Regions from separate parts of the Homo sapiens genome. Here region 2 is linked to region 1. A link is a loop called in an ENCODE intact Hi-C map of the cell type or tissue named here. Cell type or tissue: PC-3. All regions are shown on one strand.

Region 1 (5,000 bases):
GTAACTGGCAGATCTATCTCTTTTAAATGAAAGCTATCTTTAGAGAATAGATTCTAACAAATCTGTGGTTATTCTATTATTTTGAAAGAGGAATTCCTATGCTTTACAAATTATATTATATGCGAAGCTCAGACTTCATATTAAATCACAGTTTCACAACTTAATATATGGCTTGAGAGTCAAGTAAGTTTGTTTTTGTAACCTGTAAAATTGAGGCAATTATTCCAATGTATAGGCACTCTTAGATTAAGTGAAAATACATAGAGGTATAGGAGGTGAAGGTGCCAATTATGCAATGTTACAATACAGTATGGTTGCTGCATTCACTTACTAAGGAGTATGGGTCATCAGGTTGCCCTACTGAGTGAAGAATACTATTTTTCAGCATTTGGACAAATATATAATTAAACTCACAGATTACTGCAATATGTAACATGAATAGGAAAAAAAACTAAAGAGAAGGTGTTTTTAATCCATCACTTTGTCCATTATTTTCCTAATACTGTAGGAAAATGAAATGGAATTCCAGTAGACTTGAGTATCAAAAGTATCACTACATAAATTAACAAAATAATCTATTCAATAAGGCCACTTAAGACAGCTAATTTAAATATTAAAGAATATCTCTTAAGAGTAATGAATTATGGTAAATGGATACTCTGTTGATTCTCATTCTCAATTTCCATATGGATTGCTTAACCAACTATTTCAACTGCGACTTAAGGTTGCTTGCTCTTGTCTGTATGTAGTTCTGTTAACACTGAGAAGGCCTAAATTTCCTATTTGCTAGTGCTGGTAGGTATTTGCCTAATTCCTTATTAGATGGTACATATTTTGTTCACTGAGGTTAAAATGAAATTAGGGGGAGATCATTAAGACAGAGCTCCATTTTCTTTATGTGAAATATTTACATCAACTGTTTCATTCCTCAACAATCGTTTCTCTGATTTTAGCTGTAGTATCAGGAAATAGTCTTTAAAAATGTATTAATGAACTGAAAATTATATCAGGCTTTGCGATTCAGATTTCAGATACTTCCTGTAAGTTGAATCAAATCTGACAAGAGGTTTATGAATGCTACAAATACATATGCCACCATGTAAGTATTCATTATTCTCAATTAATTGCTGTATAAGATGAAATAATGTACAGCTAACAATCAGAATTAGAGCCACGTTACACCAAACTTGGTTCTTTCTCACACAAAATATGAAATTAAATGATCTAATATGGTGATTGATTTTAGAAGAAAGGTAATATGTTTTGAGGGGATTTACAGAGGACTAATTGATCATATATATTTTGAATTAATATGTGTGTAAATTGATAGTATTTCTGTTGAATAATATATATACACATATATAGTTGTGCATATATATCTATATATGTATATGTATTTATATATGTGTATATGCATATACACATATATCTTATAGACATCTATATATGTACTTGTGTACTACATGTGTTCTCATTTCAAGAACAATAGCAATAGCAAATTCTTTTGTAACAAAAGCAAAGAGAAATTTTAGGAAATGTACACCTATTCTTGTTTCATTCAATTCTTTTTCTCAATTTATGCTTGTGTATAAGACATCTGGAAATTAAAGACCTATAGATAAAAGAAAGTAAACATTAAAACTAATGCAAATTCAGGCCAGGCATAGTGGCTCATGTCTGCAATTTTGGCACTTTGGGAGGCCAAAGTGGGTGGCTGGCTTGAGCCTAGGAGTTTGAAACCAACCTGGACAACATGATGAAATCCCATCTCTACAAAAGATATAAAAATTAGCCAGGCATGGTGGTGCACACCTGTAGTCCCAGCTACTAGGGAGGCTGAGGTGGGACAATCACCAGAACCTGGGTAGTTGAGTTTGCAGTGAACTGAAATCACACCACTGCACTCCAGCCCGGACAACACAGTGAGACTGTCTAAAAAAATAATCATCATCATCATGCAAATTCAATAACAAAAGAACTGTTCACTTTGTAATATAAAATGAGTTTCTGTAAGTATGTAGAGGAATATCTTGCTTAAGATTGATAAATCTATGAAGATCATATTTTAAACCCACAGATTTTGACTAAAAATATCAAGTAATTATGAAAAAATTAGAATAAAACATCAAGTTCATTTTTACCATGTTTTTAATTATGACTTGTCTTTGTTACATTGGACATAACACAAACTATGATCACTGAAAATTCATACATTTCCTGATTGTATTTTGTTAATAATCTGTTTCCTAATGATAATAATTTTGAGAGTTTCAAATACCGGTTTTATAGAAAATCCCTTTTTGAAAGGGAAAAAAAATCGGAATTATAAATAATTGAGCCCATTATTGTCTGCACGTGGGCCGGCGAGTAGGAGAAAGTGGAGTAGTTAGCCTTAATTATCTGGATAATTTATTTCTGTCAACCCAGCCTTGGTGCCCTTTCCTTTCAAAACTGAAAAGTTATATTAGAAATTATAGTTCGTCTTAAAGGAACTATAACATTAGAGATGACATTTCAGCACATTTGTGGATAAGTTATTTTCACTATGTCACCTTTTCCTGTGATAGTTGTGCAGTGTTCCTATCCTAGGCTAGAGATTGAAAGAGTAGATGACAGGAGGGTCAGGGGACTCTTCTCTCTCCCTTGGAGGCTCCTACCATTGCCGTCTGCAATCAGATTGTTAGCATGTCAGCTCAGTCTGTCAGAATCCCCTTAGTGCTGCTCAGCCAGCTGAGAGAAAATACCTTGTGTATTGGCTGTGGATGTCCCTTAAGAACACCCAGTCACTCAGTCATGCAGCCTAAATAGGGCAGCAGACAGCACCTTCACACCAGTGTACGATAACTGAGCTTTCCATCGATGTGTCTTGACCTTATAAGAAGCGCTGTAAAGGGCCAGGGTGAAGAGCCCAGAAAGGCTTGATTGCTACTAACCTTCTCTTGTCTGTTAAAAATGGCAGCTTCTTTTACTCAAGTCACTCAGAAACAAATGTAATAAAACAATCTTTACTCAGAAAACCAATAAGGCATTTCTTTTATGCAGTGATGAAACACAACCACTAGATGACACCAAGAGATAGTTTGTATGTCTGATTAATATCCTGTACTCAGTTGTCTGTTCAAAGGTGACATTCTTGCTAAGATTTTCACTGAGATCACAGATGCAGGCCAATTAAGTGATCTAAGTTTTTAAAGTTGTCTTGCTTTGATATTATCAATTACCATCTAATCAAGAAGACAAAGTCAAACGAAACAAAATAAAACACAAAGCAAAAAGCAGATGTGGGGTCATTTGGACACTCAGACTTAAACATTTCCACTTCTGTTTCTTGTTGTCTGTACCATTAATAAGATACTCCAAGTGAGTCATTACTGTAATTTAGAAAAGTTCTGCCAAAAACCTCTATCATAAATCCTTCTTAGGCGCTTGAAATTCAATTGTAATATTCTCTCCACACTACATTTATAAGCCAAGCCCCAGCAATATACTAATACATTTTACATAGTTGTAAACAATTGGCATGCTTATGCATCTCTGTCAGAAAGAGAAAAACTATAAAGACTAATAAGATTCAACTTTCAAACGATTATCTGTATTTCCTTCAAAAAATAACCAGTGTTTCATCTCAGATTTTGTATGCTGATAGTTCTTTGCAAATTAACATAATTTGTATTTGGAGATCAGTCTTAAACTTTAAAACATTAGCTTTTGTATATAGTAGAATACTTTTATAATAGCAGGATATCTATACAATAAGAGTTGCATGCAAATTTCAAAATCTACTGCCTGACCAGTAAAATTCTTCAGAAGTCCAAGAGATGGCATAAAGAAATAGTTAATATTAAATACGTAATTCTAATAACTGCTGCTTGCAACTTCTTGGTAAAGTTTCTATGTGCAGCTTTGAAAATATAATGGATTTCATTATTTTAACAATTTCCATATGGTAAATACAATTGCATTTTTTCAAAAAATATATTTACTATTAGAAAAATTGTATATTGATTAAATAATGGGAAAACTCAATGCTCTTGGTCATAAAAGCAACATTTGAGGCATATGATTATCTGTAAAAGTAAAATGTGTGGAAATTAACAGAACACAAGATCATACTCATGTATTAAATATTAAGTTAGTAAATCACATGTACATCCATTAATTACAAATGTCAAATGACAAGAAAAAACAAATACAACTTCAATCTGAAATAACTATTTTTTTGAAAACCACAACATTCTGCTCTGATTATTTAGGACATCCCTTCTGTTTCCTTTGTGGTTTGTGGAACATTACATATGTGATTTTCCTGAGTTTTATGGGATTTTCTGAAATTATGGCAAGATTTTCTAATGTAAATAACACTTGTATCTTGGAGTCAATATACAAAGGCATATTTCACATTAATTCGTTAAAAAGTCTTAGTTAATTGGCATAAGAAATATGCATATCTATACAGACCGCATCTTTTTTTTTTTCTTGTTTTGTCAAGTGAAAAACTTAGGATGGATCCACTAAAAAAACGTGGTTTGTTTCCAATGGTAAAATGTAACTTTATTATAAATTATGTGTGCCTATTTTTCATAAGAATTCCTCTGAAATTCCATAAGACTGTAGAAAATTAGCCATTCAGAAATATTTTACTTTTAGGATAAATTTATGATTTTAAAAAATTAGCCATTTTGTTTTATTGAAATATATAGGTGGGAGGAAGGTCTTACAGTTTTATACCAATCACTTATTCTCCCTGAGGTTCCATTGAGTTACTTCTTCTCTGTTGAATTAACTGTATTAACTTTGCACTTCAGAGAAAAATATGGATTTCAAGTCTATAAAATGAAACACACACACACACACACACACACAAACACATGCCTTATTCTGAAATACCATGCAGAGCACTACAGTTTTGTAATGCCATGATGTGTTAACTCTTCCTTTGTGTTGAAGTCCTGGATCAGTAGGTGTTATCTTTGAAATTCCATTAATAGAAGTTATATAGA
Region 2 (5,000 bases), 100 kb after region 1:
TTTAGACCTTCTAAGTATATGAGCTAAAATTAATTGTTAAAAATTTTAAGCAACACTGAGTTGATTACAAACTACATTAGAACTAAAACTATTGATTTTATTCTGAATTTGGGTTCTTTGCTTGCCATCACATTAATAACAAAGATTAAATACAAGATTATTTTTATATCAAAGAAATTTGAAAGCTGTAGAATTTTAGCCAATTCAAGAGTTTGTTTAAAAACTCATTTTTATTTTTACTGATAGTAAAAAATTAAAATAAATACCTGATTGAGGAAACACAAATGAAAAATGGAATTCCATACTTATCACATTTTTTGGCAGATATAACATAGCTTGTTTAAAAGAATGGGGAACATATTTGTAAATGCAAAAACAAACGCATCTATGTAAAATAAAAAGGAAGACATTGTAGAAAATATGAATAATTATTATAATGTAACAGTTAATAGCTTGATTATATAAATAACTAAATAAAATACATAACATAAATACATAAAAGACCTAAAATAAAACTACTGAATCATAGGTGAGTAAATGAATGCCATATATATTTTACAAAGGAAGAAATGCAACCAACAACATAAACTAAGCAAAAAATTATAACCATCATTAGTAAATGAAGGAAGGCAATAAAAATAATCATGAGGTTTTACCTATCCAATCAACCTGAAAAGGGAGGAAAAAAACAGAGAAAATACAGTGAAATTGATATTTTGTTACACTGTTGATGGCATTTTCAATATATATTTAACATAACATTTTACAGGGACGTTTTGTGAATATCTTTCAAATCCTAAGAAAAGTTTGTATACTTTATTTTTATTATACCACCTCTGGAAAGCTAGAATATAAATCTGATACAAACTGAGAAAAAAGTACAAGTAGAAATTTGTTAATTTCAACAATTTTTATAATGTCGGAAAACTGAAAGCAATGTAAATGGCCAGACATATGAGTCTATTAAATTGTGTTATATCCTTTATAGCTATAACGAACACCTTATAGACATTAAAAGTGATGGTTTTGAAATAATAGGAAATGAAAAAGTGTATACATATGATGTGCAAACTATGGACATCGCTATGTTAGAACAAAGCTAGCTGTAATATTTTTATTTAAAATTAGCTCTAGGAAATTGGTTAGCTCTTTGAATATCCAAAGAAGATTGATTCCATACCTCATATAATACAAAAAAGTAACTGAAATGACATCATATAGTGTAATTGGGGAAAAAAATAGAGCATAAAAACTAGAAAAATATGGCACCATATCAATTGGGTTTTGGATGAAAAAATACTCACTTAGCTTTAAAGTGTTAAAGGAAAATATATTGTCATAAATATATTGATATTTAAACTTCTAATTGTCAAACAAAAAGATAACTAAAATTAATAATAAATTAAAATGAAAAATATTTGAAACAGAATAAAATTAAAATTCTTAAAATAAGAGTAACAAGAAATTTATAACTACATATGAGATTCCAGTAGATAACTAAAGTAATTCACATAAAGGAGAAAAAATAATCTAATGAAATTATGAAAATATAAAAATATTGAGCTTAATATTAGTGAAAGAAATGTTAACTTGAAAATAAAACACTTCCCTTTGTTTTTCAAATTAGGAAAGCTTAAATGATAATGTATGACACAGGGAAAGGTAGGGCAAAATGGGCATTCACAAAAGGCTGAAGATATTAACAACTGATATAACTTTTCTTGGAAAAAATTTGGGAATATACATCAAAATGTATACTCTTTAGTTCAGTAATTTCATTTCTAAAAATCTATGCCAAGGTAAAAACTTGAAATGTAGTTAAATAAAGATTTTGACATGACAAAGTTTATTGTAGCAGTATTTAACTGGAAATAATCATTGTGTCCAACATAAGGTTAATGATAAAGTAAATTCTAGTGTCCATATGATAGAATAATATAGAGCTTCTAAGAATCTGTATGTTTAAAGAAGTAAATGTAAACTGAAAATTAAAATAAATATTTAATATTTAATTGTTTTAATTTTTAAATTTCATAGGAAATTAACAGAAATTCAACTGTTAAATTTCTAATGGTAGTTTTTTTCTGAATTTTACAATCACAATAAAATTACACTGTATCCTCTCTGTTTTTTCCTCCCTTTTTAGGTGGCTTGGATGAGTGAAACCTCATGATTACTTTTATTACCTTCCTTCAGTTGCTAATGAATAAAGTTCTAACTCGCATAGTTTTTGTTGTTGGTTGCATTTCCTCATTTGTAAATATTTTCTTTTTATTATACACCATGCAATAATAGCTACTGTTTTATAATCATGTTTTTATAATTTGTTAATGTAGAATTATAATTTTTAGAGTGCATTAATAAAGTCATAAAATGCCATTCAAATATGTCTGTTGCTATTTTTAAAGTCCATTGTATCTTTGAACTACCATCATTTCTTCGTCTGCATCTTTTGAATTTTTAGTTCCAGCTCCAATAGAAAAAGTGTCTTTTACAGGGCAAGTGATAATCTGTCAATATTGGTTAGTTGAGTCTCAATTTTTACATCACTTCCTTCCATCTTTGTGATAAAATATCAATTGGAACAGAAGGAATAATATCATAGGGGGTAAATAAAAGTAGTCAATGCATATTATTAGTCTTTTATTCTCTTGAACATGGCTTTTAAAAATCAATATTACAAAGGCAACCCAACATAAACCTCTTCTCTGTTGTTCTTGACACAACACTGAAAGGAAAAAAAAGTACATGCAGGCATTGTTCAATCAGAATAAATAATTCATTCAAAAAGAATGCTATGGTATGCAACAAAAGCCTGTATAAATATGGGTACCTGGACAAGCAATATATTCTATGACAGTAGAAAATATACTACATTGCTTCCAAATGGGTGGTAACCATGATCTCTAGTAAAATAAATATCTGTGGCAAATGACACATACCTATTTAATGACACTTTGAGTTCATGTGAAGTTTGGCAGTGTAATAAATGTCTTATCTCTTGCTTTCACTGTTATTGCACAGATTTAAACTGCTGTCTCAGAGGCAGTTTTACTATCTTTTTCAATCTACCCCATAAAAGTGAGACTTGATTTGCTTAGCATGAGAACAGATCAATAAAAGCTAAGTTATACAGCAGATTAGATCACTAACTCAGAGATCAAAGATGTTAAATACAACTTGTGTAGAGAAGCTAGATCAAAAGTTGAGCTCAGACACACGGTACATATTTGCAGAACTCAAAATAGCCTTCACTCTATACCAACAATTTACCTTCAGTCTTGTCGTGATCATTTTATGTTGAAGTAGTTTACAAATGGCTGACATTTTAAATATACATAATGTATGCATATTTTAAAAAGGCTTTTTGTATTGAATTTCTGAATTATTCCTCTAAAACAAAAGATGGAAGGAAAGGGTGTTCTCAAAAGCACCAAAAGTTCGTTTTATAAATAACTTATTAATATTAAATTTGTAAAGTTAGATTTTTTTCACTGAAAGCAAAATAACATGGTATAGAAACACAAGTCATTAAAATTATTATTATCTTCTAATTTTTAATTTATAGTAAATGTACACAGAATTGTTGAAATAAGAAAACTTGGCCTGTATTTCACAACTATGATCTTGTCAAATTGGTATCAAACACACAATTGTTTAAATAACATAAGAAATGAAAAATTGTGTTTTACCTTGCCATTCTCTCCTCACCATGTTTAAGCCCCATTAAGAATATGCATAGGTACAAGTATAATGTATTCATTCATAAGCTTTTTACCACATTAGGAGGAAAACAAATTAAAACAGGAGGAAAAAAAACACAACAACCACAGCAACAAAATCCTCAAATTATCACCTCCCAATGTGAAAGTGCAATGGTCTTAAGCACTTTTTCCCCCAGTATATTCATAGGGCCTTAAATTCAACCCTGCTATGTATGCTCATTCAAGTAAAACCTCAAAGCTTTTCTCATGGGAGGCCATTCGCCACCTCACTTTCTTCTTTTAAGCGTCCCTTGATTCTGTCTTTGTTTCATCATTGTGGTGCAATGTAAATGCTGCAGTTCATGGCAAAACGAGGCCCAGTTGCCCCAGAAAGATCACCTTTCCCTCATTCATTCATTGTCAAGTTCTCCACCACCTTTAAACGCTAATTTAACATCCTGATCTGCTGTGCCTTCCAATGTCTCTCCAAGAAAATTTGCCTCCAAAATGTAAGAAACATTAATATTGAAATACAAAGAAGAAAAAATGACAAAAAATATTACCCATAATCACAAAGACCCACAATAATGATGCTTAACATTTCGGTGTTTTTCTTTTTGTACATATCTTCCTTTTTAATCACATTACACATCGTCTCTAATTTGACAAAAATGGCAAGATAATTAACATTGCCTATATTTATAGCATGCATATGTATGTATTTGTAAAGTTGTTTACACATTTTAAACATACACAGGTATTTTAACATTGTTAAATATACACTGTTATTTCTGGAAAAGTTTGTAAAACATACTAAATTCCCACATATATTTATTACTCACCAGAAAGACTTTCTTTTTACAAAAATTGCCAAATTGTGTCCAAACATATTTAAAAGCATATTACAGTTAAATGATTATTATTAATAAAGAAAATAACTATCTTTTTAAAATGAGAAAACTTTAATGATGCTTTACTTTAAGAAAAAAATGAGAATGCCAACGTTTTGAAATTTTTTTTAAAAAAACTGAAATTTTAAATTGCAACGAGCTGACTGCTTTGTAGCACATTAATGCTTTGTGGTCTTTGTAGGTGGAAAATATGATAGAATGTTAATAACATTCATTCAATAGAGAACATAATCAAAATTCTGATACCAGTGATTACATTTATTTTTATTTTTTAACACAATTGTCAGTTGTTTGCACTACCATTAACTTTTTAAAAGTACCTTTTGTATTTTTATGTGAAATATGTAGATATTTTCTGTAAGCACAGAATTGGACTTGTGTTGTT

Evidence for each region. Hi-C counts contacts between places; a loop is a spot of excess contacts. Peaks named below come from ENCODE experiments on the same cell type or tissue, not always from the same donor. Only the 100,000 strongest peaks of a DNase experiment are listed, where the experiment ranks them.
Region 2: it touches region 1 in a loop (5-fold over the local background); 2 of 110 quality-filtered maps call a loop at or near these places.

The regions. Positions count from the first base shown.
Region 1 is chr5:51,959,100-51,964,099 of GRCh38, reverse strand. It overlaps LOC105378959 (a long non-coding RNA gene), which reads left to right. Exons shown (of 3, transcript XR_948315.2): 2 at 1,025-1,099. Among named protein-coding and RNA genes, the nearest start is that of LINC02118, 46 kb to the left of the region's middle. In PC-3, a CTCF peak has its summit at 3,053 (motif pointing right); no DNase peak of the experiment used is centred here.
Region 2 is chr5:51,858,817-51,863,816 of GRCh38, reverse strand. No RefSeq gene overlaps it. Among named protein-coding and RNA genes, the nearest start is that of LINC02118, 150 kb to the left of the region's middle. In PC-3, no CTCF peak of the experiment used is centred here; a DNase peak (open chromatin) is centred at 2,986; H3K27ac peaks cover 1,802 bases.